Regions from separate parts of the Homo sapiens genome. Here all the other regions are linked to region 1. Evidence: chromatin loops called from intact Hi-C (ENCODE). Cell type or tissue: PC-9. All regions are shown on one strand.

Evidence for each region. A loop is a pair of places that touch in the nucleus more often than their neighbours do. Peaks named below come from ENCODE experiments on the same cell type or tissue, not always from the same donor. Only the 100,000 strongest peaks of a DNase experiment are listed, where the experiment ranks them.
Region 2: it touches region 1 in a loop (8-fold over the local background); 63 of 110 quality-filtered maps call a loop at or near these places.
Region 3: it touches region 1 in a loop (15-fold over the local background); 104 of 110 quality-filtered maps call a loop at or near these places.

The regions. Positions count from the first base shown.
Region 1 is chr17:64,027,761-64,030,260 of GRCh38, forward strand. No RefSeq gene overlaps it. Among named protein-coding and RNA genes, the nearest start is that of ICAM2, 8.4 kb to the left of the region's middle. In PC-9, CTCF peaks have their summits at 1,284 (motif pointing right) and 1,483; a DNase peak (open chromatin) is centred at 1,311.
Region 2 is chr17:64,281,042-64,283,541 of GRCh38, forward strand. No RefSeq gene overlaps it. Among named protein-coding and RNA genes, the nearest start is that of TEX2, 19 kb to the left of the region's middle. In PC-9, CTCF peaks have their summits at 1,100 (motif pointing left) and 1,302; a DNase peak (open chromatin) is centred at 1,080.
Region 3 is chr17:64,132,546-64,135,045 of GRCh38, forward strand. No RefSeq gene overlaps it. Among named protein-coding and RNA genes, the nearest start is that of ERN1, 3.7 kb to the left of the region's middle. RefSeq lists an enhancer at 1,059-1,108. In PC-9, CTCF peaks have their summits at 1,292 (motif pointing left) and 1,494; a DNase peak (open chromatin) is centred at 1,265.

The DNA.
Region 1 (2,500 bases):
TCATGTTAAAAGCCTCTGAAAAGTCTTGCTGTAAATATGGAACTTTTATTTAATCTGGCATTTCCCAGATTTGGTGATTGAGGCCTTTTAAATAATTTAATAGCTTTGGAATTAATATTTGGAGATATAAACTTTGGGAAATTGCCCTAAATGTGTCAACTGGTGAGTCCAAATCTGTGGGGGGAAAATGATGAGCAAAGAGATGAGTAATGTGTTCTACAAAAGTAGAGGACAGTCAGGTGCAGTGGCTCAGGCCTGTAATCTCAGCACTTTGGGAGGCTGAGGTGGGCAGATCACCTGTTAGGAGTTCAAGACCAGCCTGGCCAACATGGTGAAACCCTGTTTCTACTAAAAATATAAAAATTAGCCGGGGGTTGTGGCGGACACCTGTAATCCCAGCTTCTAGGGAGGCTGAGGCAGGGGAATCACTTGAACCTGGGAGGTGGAGGTTGCAGTGAGCAGAGATCACGCCACTGCACTCCAGCCTGGGCAACAGAGCAAGACTCTGTCTCAAAAAAAAAAAAAAAAAAAAAGTAAGGAATGAATTAGACCTGGGGCTGAGAGAGGGAGAGGATAACACTGGGGAAAATTTTCCTGAGATGGGAAAGGCCTGGGAAACAATGACAGGCTCAGAGCAGAGGGTGATTCAGCCCAGGCCACAAGCTTGAGGGCCCTGGAGCAGATGCAGCTATAAACCAGGAGAGTCGGTGCAGCCAATGTCAAGAGCTGGGAGGCTTGTTTGGTGCCGACTCGTAGCCCTGTGTAGCTAGAGGAATCTTAGGGCTCATTCAAACTGCCTTCTTCATGTTATAGACAAGAAGGGTAGGGGCTTAGAAAAATGTAGTTTTTTATTCTTAAAGTAATTCATATTCATGAAAGACAATCTGAACTAAGCACAAAGAAGATTAAAAAAAAAAACAACCACCATATTCTGGTCAGGTGCGATGGTTCATGCCTGTAATTCCAGCACTTTGGGAGGCTGACACAGGTAGATTGCTTGAGCCCAGAAGTTTGAGACCAGCCTGGTCAACAGAATGAGACCCCATCTCTAAAAAAGAATTTATAAATTAGCTGGGCATAGTGGCACTTGCCTGTAGTCCCAGCTACTCAGAAGGCTAAGGTGGGAGGATCACCTGAACCCAGGAGGTTGAGGCTGTAGTAAGCTGTGATCCCACCACTGCACTCCAGCCTAGGGGGGCAACAGAGCAAGACCTTGTCTCAAAAAATATATAAATATAAATAAAAACATATTCCACCTTGTAAAGGTTAAGTGTTTTATTCTGGAGGAGACAACTGCCACCAGGTGGCACTAAACCTAGCTGGCCTGGGCTGATGGGGAACCCCAGCTGTGCAGGCTCTCCAAGGCCACTCATTAACCTCAAAATAAGGCAGCTCCGCAAATCATATGGTTGTATTTCTGGACCCCACTTACTGGTTATGAAAATATTTTACCATTTATTTGATCGGTCTTTCTAATTGTGCTGTACAAATCTTCCACATCTTAAATTTTTGGGGGTCTATTTGATCAGTGAGAAAAATGGTTAAAATATCCATTGTTGACAATTTTTCCTTGTAGTTCAGTTTTTGCCTTATATATTTTGAAGCTATGTTGTTAGGTGTCTAAGGATTCGTGCCTTATATGTTCTATTCAGTTATTTTTTTTGATAAAAATGAAATATCTTTTTCTGTCCCATTCAATCCTTTTCTTTTTGAATTCTGTCTATAGCCAGCCATAGCACTCTGAACATGCCTGATCTTGTCTGAATTCTATAGAATCTGATTGGTATTGCTAAACCAGCATTTTGTTAATATTTGTTTGCTACATCTTTTTCTATGTATTTATTTAAAAAAAAAAAAAATTTTGAGACAGGGTCTCACTCTGTTGCCCAGGCTGGAGTGCAGTGGCACCATCATGGCTCACAGCAGCCTAGGCCTCCCCAGGCTCACGTAACCTCAACCTCAACCTCCCAAGCAGCTGGGACTACAGGTGCACACCACCACACCAGCTAATTTTTGTATTTTTTTGTAGAGACAAGGTCTCCCTGTGTTGCCCAGGCTGGTCTTGAACTCCTGGGCTCAAGCAAATCCACCCGCCTTGGCCTCCCAAAGTGCTGGGATTACAGGTGTGAACCATCGTGTCCGGCCCATGCTGTCTTAATTATAATATTATAGCATTTGGAAGGATAATGCCCTAATATTATTCTTTTTCAGAGCTCTCCTAGTCATTGGTTACTGTTCTTTATGCAATTCTACAAGAAACCTATTCAGATTTTTATTGAGGTCACATATGACATCTTTACAGTGTTGAACAGTGTTGAGCTTTTCCGTCTCTCTTTCTATGGTTTGTGTGTGTGTGTGTGTGTGTGTGTGTGTTTTCTTTTTTCTTTTTTTTTTTTTTGAGACAGGGTCTCACTCTGTCACCCAGGCTGGAGTGCAGTGGCCCGATCACGGCTTACTGCAGCCTCCACCTCTTGGCTTAAGCAATCCTCCCACCTCGGCC
Region 2 (2,500 bases), 250 kb after region 1:
CTATTAAGTGACCTGCCTTCTTGAAGCATCATTTTACTCACAGATAAAATATGGGTGATAATAATACCCACCTCATGGGTTAGGCCCTCCCATTGTGAGGGCTACACAAAAATGCACCTAACACAGCAAAGTGTTTGCATGGTTCCAAGTGAACCCTCAATATATGGTCACTGTAAAATGTGCAGTAATAAATGTTCATGAAGAACTTGTAGTAACATAAAAAATTATAAAGTCAAGTTTAAAAATGATAAAACAGGCCAGGCCTGATGGCTCACACCTATAATCCTAGCACTTTGGGAGGCTGAGGCTGGAGGATCGCTTGAGCCCAAGAGTTGGAGACCAGCCTGGGCAACATAGAGAGACCCCTACAAAAAAATAAAAACAGGCTGCGTGGGGTGGCTCACACCTGTAATCCCAGCACTTTGGGAGGCCGAGATAGGTGGATCACTTGAGGTCAGGAGTTCGAGACCAGCTTGGCCAACATGGCGAAACCCTGTCTATACTAAAAATGCAAAAATTAACTGGGCATGGTGGCATGCAGCTGTAGTCCCAGCTACTTGGGAGGCTGAGGTATGAGAATCCCTTGAACCTGAGAGGCAGAGGTTGCAGTGAGCCAAGATCGCATCACTGCATTCCAGCTTGGGTGACAGAGCGAGACCATCTCAAAACAAACAAACAAAAAATTAAAAACAAAAAAATTACCTGGGCATGGTGGCACACACCGGTAGTCCCAGCTGCTTGGGAAGCTGAGATGGGAGGATCACTTGAGCACAGGAGGTCGAGGCTGCAGTGAGCTGTGATCATGCCACTGCACTCCAATAAAACAAATACACATATCCTATAACTACAGCCACATAAAGACAGTGTCTAAAGTTAATATGTCAAAATAACAGATTATCATTGCGTAGTGATTCTCTATCGTCCCCCACCCCTGCCCTTATTCTGCTTCTGTAAAAACAATGCAAACTCAATACAGAAAATTTGGAAAGTGCAGAATGGGGGGAAAAAATCCAAGGTTTGATTAATTAATAAAGGGGCAATGTTGAGATTTTCCTCTTAAGTCCACAAGGCTTACCACGCCCCCGTCCATTGGCTACCAAGCCCGTTAGCGCTACCTCGTGGTCAAACTAAGCAACTACTCTTAGACAAAAAAAAAAAAATTTCAAGGAAGAATTAAACAAGCAATGGTATAGCTCCATAAGTAGCAAAAATGTTACGCTGGGACTTTTATCTTGGGGCTTCTATGGGCCCAGTGGGTATCCCAGGGGCCTCATGGAATTGACCTCAGGTGAACAAAAATATGGCTCAAGTATTTTATATGACTGACTAGTCCGCGATACATTCTCCATGAATCTAGCCCACCCTTAGGGCTATCCTGTGTTCAGCCTGAGCCTTTCCGGAAATTTGTCTCCACTGTGTCCAATGTACAGAGAGGAGCAAGCCCACCCACTAGTGCAGAGAAAAGCTGGCCCCTGCCCGCTGGAAGCCCACCTGAGAGAGGGTGGTCCGAGAGGAACCCATACCTGCGTCCTCCACCCACATCGAATCCCCCCGGGGCCAACTGTTCTGGAAGGCCCCTAAACCAGCTGCGGGGCCACTTGGCTCTGAAGTGTTTGGGGCGCTTTGACATAATTTTGTTGTGTCTGCCCAGAAATCCTGACGCAGGCGGTCGGGGGTGGGGGGCCCTGGGGATCTGTAATTGACAAAGGCTCAGTGGGTTTGGGGACCTGGCACTCCCTAGATGACCTTTCCGGAATTGCCAGTCTCTGTCCTCTTCCGGAGGAATCTGGAAAACTTCCTCCAGAGTGTGGCATTGTTTCAAGAGTGACACATGTCATCGAAGCAGGGCTCTGGAGGCAGATGGCGGATTTCCTCCTGGCTCTGCCCCCAAACCTGCTGAGCCACAGCTTCTTCATCTGTGAAAAGAACATGATAATCTTCATACCCAGCTCTCAAGCTTGTTGTGAAGACTATTTAGTGTAATAATTTAATTACACTTATATTTACATTTAATCATAATTATTTAATATAGGTAAAGCCCCAAGCCCTTATTATTATTTTTGAGACAGAGTCTCACTCTGTTGCCCAGGCTGGAGTGCAGTGGTGTGATCTCTGCTCACAGCAACCTCTGCCTCCTGGTTTCAAGCGATTCTCCTGCCTCAGCCTCCCAGGTAGCTGGGACTACAGGCACACGTGCCACCACACCCAGCTGGTTTTTGTATTTTTAGTAGAGATGGGGTTTCACCATGTTAGCCAGGCTGGTCTCGAACTCCTGACCTCAAGTGATCTGTTCGCCTCGGCATCCCAAAGTGCCGGGATTACAGGCGTGAGCCACCGTGCCCAGCCCCCCTTATTATTATTACATACATATGGGTGCCTTTAAATAATGTTTAAAAGGAACAACCCTACTGTGGTTTGAATGTGTGTGTCTCTTCGAAATGTGTGTTGAAATTTCGTTCCCAATGCATGAGGTGGGGCTTTTAGGAGATGACTAGGTCAG
Region 3 (2,500 bases), 100 kb after region 1:
GATAAGCACTGGTTTTATTTATGGTGGCATTGCCCATAATCTTGCTCTACAGTCAAGTACTTCTTTAGGCAGCTTTTTGCTTATGATAAAGTAAAAGCTGATAGCACTGATAAACACAAACAGAAATGGAATATTTTGTAGGGTGCCTTTGAAGTGGACCTGACCATATAAAAGACCTGCAAATGGGCAGTAAATGACCTTTCTGCAAGTCACATTAAATAACATCCACTGAATAAAGCAAAGGTCATGGTCTTAGTGTAAAGATAAGGCCTCTTTTCCACCAGTGTAAGAAACATATATACATCAGATTCAACAAAGAAGTACAGCAGGATCTGACTATGGGGAGGTGGGAGAAAATCTTATTTTCACTTCCCTTTAAACCACTGGTTCCCAAACTTGGAGAGCTAAAAAAACAAAACAAAACAACAACAACAAAAAACAGATTTCCAGGCCAGGCATGGTGGCTCACGCCTGTAATCCCAGCACTTTGGGAGGCCGAAGCAGGAGGATTGCTTGAGATCAAGACCAGCCTAGGGAACATGGTGAGACCCTGTTTCTGTAAAAAAAAAAAAACAAAAAACCAAAAAATTAGTCAGGCATAGTGGTTCACACCTGTAGTTCCAGTGACTTGGGAAGCTGAGGTGGGAGGATGGCTTGAGCCCAGGAGGTCAAGGCTGCAGTGAGCTTTGATCGTGCCATGGCACTCCAGCCTGGACGACAGAGCAAGACCCTGTCTCAAAAAAATAGAAATAAAAAGCTGGGCATGGTGGCTCACACCTGTAATCCCAGCACTTTGGGAGGACGAGGCAGGTGGATCACGAGGTCAGGAGTTCAAGACCAACCAGCCTGAGCAACATGGTGAAACCCTGTCTCTACTAAAAAAACAAAAATTAGCCGGGCGTGGTGGTGTGCGCCTGTAGTCCCAGCTACTTGGGAGGCTGAGGGAGAAAAATCTCTTGAACCCGGGAGGCAGAGGTTGCAGTGAGCCAAGACTGCGCCACTGCACTCCAGTCTGGGCGACAGAGTGAGACTCCATCTCAAAAAACAAACAAAAAAAAAGAAATTAAAAACATATTTCCAATAACTTCTTGTACCCCTTTCCCTGACTGATTCACAATGTCCAGGGGCAGAGCCCAGAGACCTGTGCGTTTTGCAGTTTCCACCGTACACTGAAGGCAGTCAAGATCCAGGGCTCCAGCTCAATCATGATGTCCAGCCTTCATCCCTGCAACCATGAATCCCTTTTAGTTTAGCAAATATCGCCCTCTAGTGTAATAAATTATGACCCAAAAAAGGAGCTTGTGCCTGTCTCATTTGTGTTTAAAACCCTTCAAAATCTCATTTAAAAATGCTTGTGAGGTTGATTTGCAGATAGCTAGTGACAGGATAGATACCTTTGAAGGCGGAGACTTGAAAGAAAAATCTAGTAAAACCAGAAAGAAAGGTCATGGTTGAAAACTCCAGTAACATTTCAAAGGAATAGTATCTTTATCAGAATAAATCAAGTCAGTTTTTTTGTTGTTGTTGTTTTTAGTGATATCGCTGCTGCTGCTTCTTGAACTGAACCTACAGAGTGTGTGGAAGTAGTTATGGGATAAATATTAATACAACCATAAAGGGGCAAGGCGCTGTGACTTACACCTGTAATCCCGCACTTTGGGAGGCTGAGGTGGCGGGTATCTTCAGCCTAAGAGTTTGAAACCAGTCTGGGCAACATAGTGACACTTTGTCCCTACAAAAAAATAAAATAATTAGCCAGGTGCCATGGTGCACACCTGTAGTCCCAGCTACTCTGGAAGCTGAGGTGAGAGGATTGCTTGAGCCTGAGAGGTGGAGGCTGCAGTGAGCTGTCATAGCACCACTGCACTCCAGCCTGGGCAGCAGAGCGAGACCCTGTCTCAAAACAAACAAACAAACAAACACAAAAAACAATGAAGCAAGAGTCTCTGATAGCAAGCTAAATTCTCATCTCCGTCCTCCCGTCACGTTTAAGGGACATTTTAAAAGTTGTTCTCACTGTGAACACTTTGGTTTTTAGGTAAATAGGACTTTGGCTTTTCCTGTTCTAGGATGACTGGATTTGAAAAGATTGTGACACTTGTTTAAGAACTTCCCTTTACCACAGAATCCCACTCACTACACACTTTCTTAGGTTGCAAAAGTGATTATTTCTTTTTTTTCACATTATACCATAAGGAGTAAAAAGTGATTATTTCTTATTATCTTTTTTATTGGCTGTTTGCTGTTTGGAAATGTGCAACTACATGCTTTATGGTATCATCTTGTCTTATCTTTACTCTAAGACCATGACCTTTGCCTGATGTAGTGGATGTTATTTAATTTTAAGAGACAAGGCCTCTGCCCCGCTACCTATCACTCACCACCCCACTCCCAGGTTCTACCCTGTGGGGTAGCTTAGGCTAATCCTGACTGGTTATTTGTTCACTTGTCTCTGGGTGTTGTATTTCACACGCATTTGTGCCAAGTCTATACACCGCCA